Regions from separate parts of the Mus musculus genome. Here region 2 is linked to region 1. A link is a contact called in ENCODE Hi-C or POLR2A ChIA-PET data. All regions are on one chromosome and are shown on one strand. The core of a region is the stretch at or near the end of the contact, and the rest is flanking DNA. Distances in the headings are between cores, read along the strand shown. Region 1 overlaps Mtcl1 (microtubule crosslinking factor 1). Region 2 holds the start of Mtcl1 (microtubule crosslinking factor 1).

The links. Hi-C counts contacts between places; a loop is a spot of excess contacts on that map. ChIA-PET counts read pairs that join two places held with the same protein, here RNA polymerase II (POLR2A).
Region 2: a map of left cerebral cortex shows a loop between it and region 1 (3-fold over the local background). The contact joins the promoter of Mtcl1 here to the enhancer-like site in region 1. A Hi-C loop is called at or near these places in 12 of 37 maps with a recorded cell type or tissue (Patski, gastrocnemius, heart and 1 more). POLR2A ChIA-PET finds 5 or more read pairs at or near these places in 4 of 5 experiments (Patski and embryonic stem cell).

Annotation. Positions count from the first base shown.
Region 1 is chr17:66,357,388-66,362,564 of GRCm38, forward strand. Mtcl1 (microtubule crosslinking factor 1) reads right to left here. Exons shown (of 14, transcript NM_172963.4): 9 at 635-802. Among named protein-coding and RNA genes, the nearest start is that of Mtcl1, 90 kb to the right of the region's middle. Within about 2 kb of position 1,454, at least 2 of the 3 ENCODE cell types and tissues checked have a DNase peak (open chromatin) inside an H3K27ac peak, as active enhancers do; they include gastrocnemius and heart, where a contact is called at or near this core.
Region 2 is chr17:66,445,635-66,451,034 of GRCm38, forward strand. It overlaps Mtcl1 (microtubule crosslinking factor 1), which reads right to left and starts at 4,116. Exons shown (of 14, transcript NM_172963.4): 1 at 2,683-4,116. The coding sequence starts at 3,711.

The sequences.
Region 1 (5,177 bases), core at 204-2,703:
CTCCCCTGGCCGGGCTATAAATCCTCTCTGGAGGTGGTTCACACGGGCTCTTCCCATCCTAGCGCCGCCTCAGATTTGAGGCAAGCTCAGTTTCCTCAGTATAAAAAGGAGATTGGACTTGACAAGGTCTCCTATCCACGAGTGGAAGCTCTTTCCAGTGTTCTGGAATTTCTAAAGGGCAGCCCTATGTTGCCTTTTTCAGAGGTCGCAAAACCACAGTACACACCTCTCATCTCAGCACTTGGGAGGCAGAGGCAAGTGAATCTCTGTGAGGCCAGCCTGGTCTACACAGCAAGTTCCAGTCCAGCCAGGACTATACAGTGAGACCCTGTCTCAAAAAAAAAAAAAAAAAAAAAAAAAAAAGCCAGCTCTGGCTTCTTGTGGTCATCTCCATATGTCGACAGGTCCATGCTGCCAGCCCTTCAGTGGAGCTCCTCCATAGCCTCATTTAGCACCAGGGGGACAAATAGCAAAACAAAATGCTACTGTTGAAGGTAGCCTCAAGCCCTGACCCTGCAGCACAGTTACTGTGGAGAACCTACCTGTGCCTCTTCCCCACCCATCCTGGATAGGGTAGAGGGGACAGACACACACACTCAGTGTTCACAAGGGAGGTGGCAATAGGGGCAGGTACCTGTTCCAGGCGGCACTTGAGCACAGCCCACTCCACATCCCACGCAGCCTTGTCGCTGGCGTACTGCTGCTGCAGCCGCAGCCGCGCATGCTCGTCTTCGCGCAGCTCCGAACGGAAGTCCTCCAGCAGAGCCTTGAGGGCCCTGAAGAGCTGCTGGTTTTCCACCACCTGTGGGAACAGAGCCCGGTTAGGCTTAACTTAACTGACGAGTGTCTTGGAGATGGGAAGCAGAGGGGCTCAGTCAGTGGGGGCTGGAGCACCCGCCAGGTTCCCTGCAGAAGGCACAGGTGGGTGGGGCCTCCGACCTCTGAATAGAGGCAAGATGGTCCCATCCTAAGCCAAGACCCCGGCAGATGTGTTCAGAAGACAGACCGTGGGGTGGTGCTGTGGGCACCTGCAGCAGAGGTACTCTGAACTCTGTTGGAATCAATAAGTTGCCAAAAGCCACAAGGGAGCCCCTGAAAGCTGTCAGGACGCTCTGTGGAACTTCAGACATCCAGGACTCTGAGTCAGGCTGGCTGCTCTGTTACATCATCCACTCCAGTGCCAGCTACTGAGCTAGAAGTAATCTCTGAGGTCCTAGTGGCTCTTAGAGGCATGGGAAGTGGGGGTGGAGGGTCACTCGTTGAGTTCCGAGGGCGGGGAGGGGGGGGGGAAGCTTCTGAGAGTTCCTAATTAGAGCCAGTGGTGAAAAACTCATCTTACAGCGTCTGCTGATCCCAAGACTGAACTATTACCTCACTGTTTACGCTTGACATAAAAGCTACAAAGCTTTCCAGACCCTGCCCAGCCTTTGAAGGCACACTTCCAAACTCTCATTTCTGTTTTAGTGTGTGTTGGCACGGGCATTATGTCACAAAGTCTGGCATACAGCCCCTGTAATCCCAGCCCTGGAGAGGCTAACACAGGAGGACTGCGAATTTTGGGCCAACCTGAGCTACACGGTGAGATTCCATCTCTTGGGACCTGAAAAGGTGAGAAGAGGAGCGAGGAAAATACAGGTCAAAGGTTTGTCTGAATTAAATGCTCTAAATAATTATGGCTTTTTGATGTGATGTGCAGCCAGGACCCCAGTTAGATATAAAACACTGAATTCCTGAGTTCTTGATCCCATGACGTCAGGGTGTTCTTGGTTTGGTTTACTCAGGAAAGCGCAGGAAACTAGAAACTAAATCCCGCCTCGAGCAAGTAAGTTCTGCCTCAGGACAACAGAGCCCTATGGCTCACAGTGACTCTCTGGTCCCAGGAAACTCACTTGCCGCTCCACTCTGCTGGTACACAGGCTCCGGCTCAGAGTCTACAGGCAAGACCACTTCTCAGTCATGCAGCTATAACCATCGATCACAGGTCACAGGCGGTGCAGGATGGCTATGAGTGCTGACGAACGCACAGATGCAAACTTACTAAACACATTCCTAAACGCCACTGTGTGGTTCTTGGGCGTGAACTCCATAGGTGACAGACACTGTTGTGTCACAGGGATGGAAACTTCTGAATCCACTAACTGCAGGCAGGAAAGAATGCCACATAGGGGAAGGATTTAAGACACTTTGTGTGTGTGTGTTTAGATTTAACAAGTGAACTTGATCACTCACAGCATATTAATGACCTGGAAGGGCGTAGCTGTCCCTGAAATTTATGGGAAAGCAAATGTAGTTGATCTTGACAGTGATTAGGTCTATTAGGTCTTTTTAAAAATTTCTGACTGTCAACACTAATATTTCCTTGTGACAAAAGGCATTAAGAGTAAAATTCAGGGGCTGGAGAGATGGCTCAGCGGATAAGAGCACTGACTGATCTTCCAAAGGTCCTGAGTTCAAATCCCAGCAACCGTATGGTGGCTCACAACCATCTGTAATGAGATCTGGCGCCTTCTCTGGAGTGTCTGAAGACAGCTACAGTGTACTTACACACACTCACACACACACACACATATATAAAAGAATAGTAGGAAGAGTAAAATTCATCTAACATTTGAAAAATTGGGCAGACAGAAAACTTCTTAAATTTGTAACAGCCCCTCCAGCTACCAGTCCTCATGGAGGATACTCATGAACACACAAAAGTACCTACAGAGGAGCTGGAGAGATGGCTCAGCGGTTAAGAACACTGGCTGTTCTTCCAGTGCACCAGAGTTTGAGTCCCACCCCCTACACCGTGGCTCCTGACCCTGAGCTCCTGGTTCTAGGGATGCAAACAGAATCAAATAAAATGAAAGTGTATAATAACTGTAATAGTTTTGATCTGGTCTTTGGGGGGTGGTGTCCTTCCCATTTACATGGGGGAAAGCATTCTTACATGTAATCAACCATTTCCATGTATAACCAAGTCACATAAAGGCTCAGCCTGCGATGGATCAACTCCTCTGTCACGTGACTACTAACAACATTAGAATCTGAGCTTTACAGCCTCTTTGCAGATTGAAATTTTACTTTCCCTGGCAGCCAAGCTGGCGGGTTTTGGCATTAGCAAATACTGCATCCAGTAAAATTAAGTCTTAACGTTTGTAGGCACATTGGGTTCCAAAGTCATCAGCAGAATGAATATCCTATGACTCCAGGGTTCCAAAACTGCTTTGGAGTGAAGGTGGCCAGTGGGAGCAAGCAAGTCCAGAGAATCAAGGTGACTGCCAATTGTTATCATCACCCAGGAGCCCTATACTGGAATAGCAGGTAGCCAAGGAGCTTCTGTCATGAACTCACAACACCATGTCAACATTTCTAGAGACTCTCATGCCATGGATGGACTTGGTTCTTCTAAAAGTTCTTGATGCCCACGTCATTCAATAATAATAGCCACTACTACTTACAATTTATCTTTAAATTTTATTTATTTTATACCTGTCTTGCTTAGTCTGCATGCATAGTCAGCAGATGGTTGTAAACCACCATGTGGGTACAGGGACTCGAACCTGGGTCCACTGGGAGAGCAGGTAGTGCTCTTAACTGGGAAGCTGTCTCTGTAGCCCCTACTTAATATTTCGTATGTGCCAGCGTGTACGCTAACTTATTCATCATAGCTCTTATATCTCCTACAGTCTTGATGCATTTTATATAGAGAGAAAGAACGAAAGTTCAGAGCAAAGAGGTACAGCAAGTCCCACTCTCCAGACTGTAACCTCGGTCTGTCTCCACCAGGGACAGGCAACAGGAGCCAGAAACATGTAAACCTCCACAGTACACTGAGCCCAGCTGTTTTCTTTTCATTTTGTTGGGAGAATCCATCCTGTCTCTGAGACACTGGCCTCCCCTTTCTCAGGCCTGTTCTGAGGCCTCTTGCTGGGACCAGTGTCGGGGTAAAAAGAGAGGACATCCAAAGGAAGCTTAAAGACAAATATATCAACTCCGGGGAGTTCTCTGTGGGTTCAGGGCCAGCCAGGTCTACAGAGGGAAGGCTCTGGTCCAGAAAGACTTCATGATCTGGAAGATCATCTGCACACAAGAACTTTCTGAATTTTTTGGGCCAGAGTCCAACTATGCAATTTTTTGTTGTTGTTGTTGTTTGCACATTTCAATTCAGTTTTAACTTCAGCAAAACAAAATAAAAACAAAACCACAGTCTTTTCAGACTCGTTGGATGATACCAACAGCCTTATTATTTCCTGGTCCTTTGTTTAAGGACATTCTGGTCCTTCGCAGCTCACCTCTTGGGTGCTGTGGCACTTTAGCATCCAAAACTGAAGTCTGTACTCATGGATCTTTCTTTTCTTGATGGTTTCAAGGTTGGCCTTCAGTCACCCAGACTGCCTTCCGAGCCTGTGGTACTGTTCATAGCCAGTGAGGCAGGAGTATGGATAAGGTGGTGTTACAAGTTACTTATGGGGCAATACCAGATATTTTTTCAGAGTCTGAGATTTCTGAGACCTTTGCATCACGTGTGAAGCATGGAGCCATCTTCAGCACTGCCCGGCCTGCCTCTAAGTCATTACCTTTGAGAACAGGCTTAATCAAAAGGCGAATGAGATCCTTTGACCTGCCATCATGAGGGGACAAACAAAGAGCCAGGCACAACACGGCGTTGATGGCCTCTGCCCCTATTTAATTCAGCTGCCCACACAGGCAGGGTAGTGCAGCGTTGAGGTAGCTGCCCTGGTTGCCTGCCTGATCCACGCAGGGCCAGTTTCTATTCGACAAAGATTCCGAGAAGGGAGCTCATGTGAAGTTCCATAAAAGCAAATAGTATCAATTCCAGGTGGTCCACGGCTATTGGCAGGAAATCCCAAACAAGTCCTTAAAATGATAGATCCATGGATCAGCAACATTTCCCTACAGGAGCCATTGGTCACTCCCGCCGTCATTGTTACACGGAGATTAAATTCGGCATTCTTTTCTGAAGCCATTATCTTTCCACAGATAAAAGAGAAAGGGCCACTGAAGACTGACCTTGAAAGTGTAATCTACGGTGGGAGCTTCCAGAAATGATACTCACAGTCACGCAGACATCATTTGCCTTCTGGCTGGGAATGTGCCAGGGGCTCGTGGCCAGGAAGACGCTCGGTCTATGCTCTAAGAGTGCCGTGCTCCCTCCCCCCCCCCCCCCCCCC
Region 2 (5,400 bases), core at 2,866-5,365, 91 kb after region 1:
AGAAGAGAGGGAGCGTACTAGTCAAAGAGACATCCTTGAATTTGTTTACCAAGGAGGGATCCTCTCAGAAGGACCACCTCATTTTCCTATTCCAGATGCTCTGGTCAACTGTGAAAATGCTGTACAATAATGGTTACCAGCTCTCTCTCTCAGGAAATATTGTAATGACTACACCACCTCCCCCCCCCCCACACACACACACACCACCACCCCCAGAATGTAGAGACATAGATCCTCTACACCAAATTTCTTCTTAGAGAACACTGGTCCAGACAGATGCTGTGTGTCATCTCGGGAGTCCTGTGCAAAAAGCGCACACTCCTCTACCGGGGTTTGGGGGGTGGGGTGGGGTGGGGCGGACCACAGGGAAACATCAATCAATTTTGCAAAAAGCAAAATTACGTTTATGTTATGTACATTCTAGCTACCTTGTGAAAAACAAAACAAAACAAAAACAAAACAAATAAATGAACAAAAAAGGAATGACTACGGCCCACAGGTCACCGAAGTCCAAATGAAGCCTAGGCAAGTGGGCAGGTTCACTGGCCTATGAAAAGGCCAGTAGGATTATTTATTATTCTTTTGAAAGTTGAACTACCATAACACGCATGACATCCACACATGGGCAGTGGCTTTGGCTTCCTGCTCTCCTTCAGCCCTCTCACTGACTCTCCTGCTGTGTGTGCAAGGAGACTGAAGGATGGACTCACAGACAGGCTCAGCAAACAGATGGCCAGGACACTCCCCCACACACACACCCCACCCCCCACCCAGGAAGCAGCTACTGAATAGCTCTTGCAAATCAAACCTTAGCTGTGCAATCTCTGCCGCCCTTCAGACACAGGCCACTGTGAGATACTCAATATGGGCCTTTCACCTGAGGAGAAAACAGAGGTTCTCCTCCCTGGAAAGCTAGTGAAGAGGGCCGGAGGCAACGGATGGGTATCAGCTAGAGAACAGCTTTGCTGGCAAACCAGAGAGCAGCCTGAGCAGCCTGGTATGCAGGCTCAGGAGGGGCAAAGAGAAAGGAACACCACTTTGGAGGACAGGGTAAGCCTGGGCAAGACCTGAAGGGTCTTGCCGAGGGATTGGAGTTGGATCAGCAGCGGGATTTGGAGGGTGTAAGGCAGTATAGCACAGATCCTCCTGCCCAGGCAGGGCTCTTACACCACTCTTTCTTGAAAGAAAACTCCATTCTCTGTCGCTCAGCAGTCTTAATTTGCTTTCATGTGATTTGATCAGGACTACTGAAGGTCATAGGCCACACAGGTTAAGCTTACATCTGGAGCTAAAAAGCATGGTTTCCCTTCTCACCCTGCCCAGCCCTTGAGTTGGCCAGGCAAACCTGCACCAGTGCTGCTTGCAGGAGAGCCACACACCACGTAGCTGTTTTTCCTCGTCCACACCTTTGAAACACTCGCTGCTACCTATTACATAAGACCAGACGACAAAGGCAAATGCATCGTTGGGAGCATCCCAAAGTGCTCCCATCTCTCTCTTCTGTACTGCCTTGCTCCGCAATGGACAACCTAACTCATCACTGATCAACAAAGTAACTTCTGATCAATGATGAGGTTCTGAGCACCCACAAGGAGGTGACAATTCCAGCCTGAGTATTTCACGACCATAGCCTTAAAACCCAGAACCTCCACTGCAGCATCAACACAGGGCCTCTCATTCAGGCAGGTTCGCCACCTGCAAACAAAACAGCTCAAATCACAGAAATCAAGGACACCCCAGGCTTTGACCCCGGGAGAGGATACCCAACAAGATCTTGACAGATGTGTGAGCAGATTTCCGTTCCTGGAGTTATTTTCTAACCTGAGGATTACAGCCAATTAAGTCACTCTCACTACAACCCCCCTTTGGTTTCTCTTACCAGTTCACCTCAACTGCCTTTAACTTATCCCCCCGACTCTGTCTAAACCCCCTGCTCTGCAGACCAGCCCTGTAGAGAACATCACGGAGACAGTTTATCCATCCCAATTGGAGACAGTTTATCCATCCCAGTTGATAACAATAAGACCATCGCTGGCAGGCCCCACTGGATAACACTTGGTATGTGGGAGGCTACGGTTCCTTCGAAAGAGCTGCTGTGTCCTTTCCTGACACCGACTTTGAAAATCTACTTGCAGTCATTTACAAAGGGCTACTCACAAAAATACTGCAGTCCCTGAACCAGACACGAAGTTCAAGGCGCCCCCTTCTGAATTTAAATTTTGTTTATCACTATGGACAGCAACCCCCTCTGCTATATTCCAAAGACCTAAGAGACCCCAGCTCTTTCTGAACTCGAAGGTCCTCCTGCAGGTAAGTCTGGAACCTGGAAACCATAGCATACCCAAGTGCACGTGTAGGGGGCTACAGCTGGGCATCTAGATCACCCTCTTCAACAGGTGACAGTGCAGGGGTCAATGTATCCAAAACGATGTATAGCCACCCGAAACGCATCAGCAAAGACAGGCAAAACAGTAAGAGCAAAACTGGGGGAACCAGACCTACAGGTCCTCCTACAAGTTTGGAGTTAGGTTACCAGAAGCTAGCGGCTTTGGGTAGCAGTTAGGGGCAAAGAAGGGTAAAGAATTAGTGAGACCCCAGGAGACGAGCTCACATGACCCCAGGGAAGCCAGGGGATCCCGGGTCGGCTTCCGAGACACACCTGCCACCCCGGCTGCTGCTCACCTTGAGGTAGTCGTTCTCCGAGCGCAGTTCCTCCATCTCCCTCAGCAACTCCTCTTCCTCAGCCACCACCAAGAGCCGGGGCTGTTCGCCCAGGCTAGGCTCCTTGGAGGTCCCCAGAATCGTCCGCTCCGGTGGCGCTCGGCCCCCAACATCCTCCTGAGAACCGGGTCCCGGGGACCCTGTGGAGGCCCCGCCTGGGCTGCTTCGGCCCCCGAGACAGGCACTGGCGACAGGGGGCGCCGCGAGCAGGATAGGGGGCTCGGGGCTGCCCGGCGGCGGCCCGCGGGATCCGGAGCTCGGAGTGGGTGCTCCGCGTATGGGTTCCCGGTCACTGGAGCCGGTGCCCGACTCAGCGTCGCTGCTGGCGGCGGGGAGTAGGCGCTGCTCATCAGACAAGGGTTCGGAGGCGCAGTCGGAGAGATCCGAGCTGCTGTCCGTGTGGTTGATACGACAGCCAGCCACCGAGGTCACAGAGAGGGTCACGGCGGGGACCCGGGAGGCGCGAGCCGGGGGCACGACGGCGCGAGCTGGAGGCGTCCCGGGGCCGCGCTTGGTTTTGCGACCCTTCGCGACGGCAGGCGGTGGCTCGGCCCCAGTCGGCCTCCCAACCCGGGACAGTGGCTCCGCCGGCCCCGCGCGCGCCGCCCTCCTGGTCCCCGGGACGGCCTTAGCGCCGCCCGCCGACCTGGCTCCGGCGCCCGGCGGCGGCTTGTCCTTCGCGCCGGGGACTACACCGCTGCGTCGGGAGAGGCGACCGGGCGCGGCCGGGGGCCCGGGCGACGGCGGCGCCTTCCCGGCAAGGCTAGGCGAGCGAGGAGCCGCGGGAGTCGGGGCACGGCCCGCAGAGGGGGTGGCCGTGGCGGGCCGCGTGTGCAGGTCCTTGAGGAAGGGTCTGGCGGGCGAGGGTGCGCGGTGCAGCCGCCTCCTCTCGGCCAGCGGGTGCAGGTGGTGGTGGCGGTGATGCTGGCCGGCTGGCTGCGGCTTGGTGTCCGGGGCGCCGCCGCCCGCGGGGCCGTTCAGCGTCTCCATGGCCCGGGCGGCGGCTGCGATCCGCAGCTCAGGCGGCAGATGCTCCGGGCGGCGGCGGCGGCGTGCAGCCTCCCCGCGCGCCCGGTCATCACTGACCCCCTGCCCCGCCCGGCGTGCACCCTGCGCTCCCGCCGTCCCCTCCCCCGCACTCAGCCGACCCGGGGGAGTGTGTCCCCTCGCTCAGGTCAACGGCGCTCGGATCCTCCTGGCACAGCCGCCACGGCCGCTCGCATCCCCTGCACCGTGCGTTCAGAGAGCTGAAGTGGCCGCCACCGCGGCCTCGCACAAAAACACTTGTCTGGCGACGCGCGCCCGGCTCCCGAGTTCCGCTCCCCGCCCACTGCCAGTCCGCGGGGGATCGGCAGCCACGGCTTCTGCTCGGCTGCTCCGGCGGAGAGAAGCTGCTGCACGCGCGTCCCCCTCCGTCCCCAGCCCGACGCGCACGCCCCGCCTCCTGCTAGCGGGACGGGGAGGGGGCGGGGCGGGCAGGAGGCGGGGCTGCAGCTCGGGGGACGCGGGAGACGCAGAGCCCGAGTGCCCACGCGTCCACGCAGCAGAGGACCACTCTTTGCCTTTGGATGTACTGGGGCTACCACCCTGAGCCGGCTAGGAAGGGAAGAAGCTGGGGTGAAGGGAGGGAAGAGGGCGGGCATCGGCCACTTGGGGACACTTCAGGTGCAGGCGGGGTAGAGGGCCCCTCTGCGGTGGGTGCCAGCCTTCTCTCTGTTCCACCCAGCCCCCTCTATCTGACTCCTGCCTCCCCTCTTCGCTTCGCTGCCCACCGCTCTCCCCAGAGCTTCTTTAAGGATTCCTGGTACCGGATGCAGCGTCAGGACCGACACAGCGCTCCACAGTTGGCACCCCCAGTGGCCTGGGCAGCTCTGAAAGGGAGGAGCCGCTGTAGAAATCGGAGAAGCAGCTCGTCAAGCCGGGGTCTGAAAGGGAGCTCACATTTATAGTTCCGGCGACCTTGCTCCAGGCACTGCTTCTACTCGCATGATGACAGTCCCGAATTCGAAATCCTGTTTTCAGAAGGAGACATGGGCACGAGGAAGTGAAGTGGCTTGTTTGAACTCCGGGGCTGAGCGGGGATTCAAACCTAGGTCTACCGGAGTCTCAGCAGTACACGTTTGCCTTAGAGCACCAAGGAGCCTGAGGGTTCCGCTCCGTGGGCAAGGTACTTGACCTTTTGGGTCTCCGATTCCCGCCTCACCTGTAGAATCAGAGAAAACCGAATGTAGATGTATTCTGATTAACTGAGCAAAGAGAAGGACTCACCCGTCCACTGTAAAGTGCTTTTGACAGATGTTCCGTGTGGTTTATATCCCAGGCTTTGGATGTTGGGCAATAAGCGCCCCGAGGACAAGTCTAAGTTGTCCTCTATCTAGATTCGGGATTTGGGGAGCAGGGATGAACAAGAAGAAGACGCCAGCGGGGAAATCCTGTGTGTTTCCTGAAAGATGCTGGTCTTGAAGTTCACAGCACAGTTAAGTGGGACAGGGCTTAGACCTAAAGCTGTGGAGTGGAAAGTGAAGGATTCTGGTTGATCTTATTTGCTGAGAAAGATCCCAGAGCCGCAGGGTGGGGCAGAGGGCATGGTGTGGGTGACTGCATCCCGAAGCACGAGGAGAGTACAGACTTGAAATGTTAAAGGAAAATTGTACTCAAAGTCCGTGGTCTTAACGACAG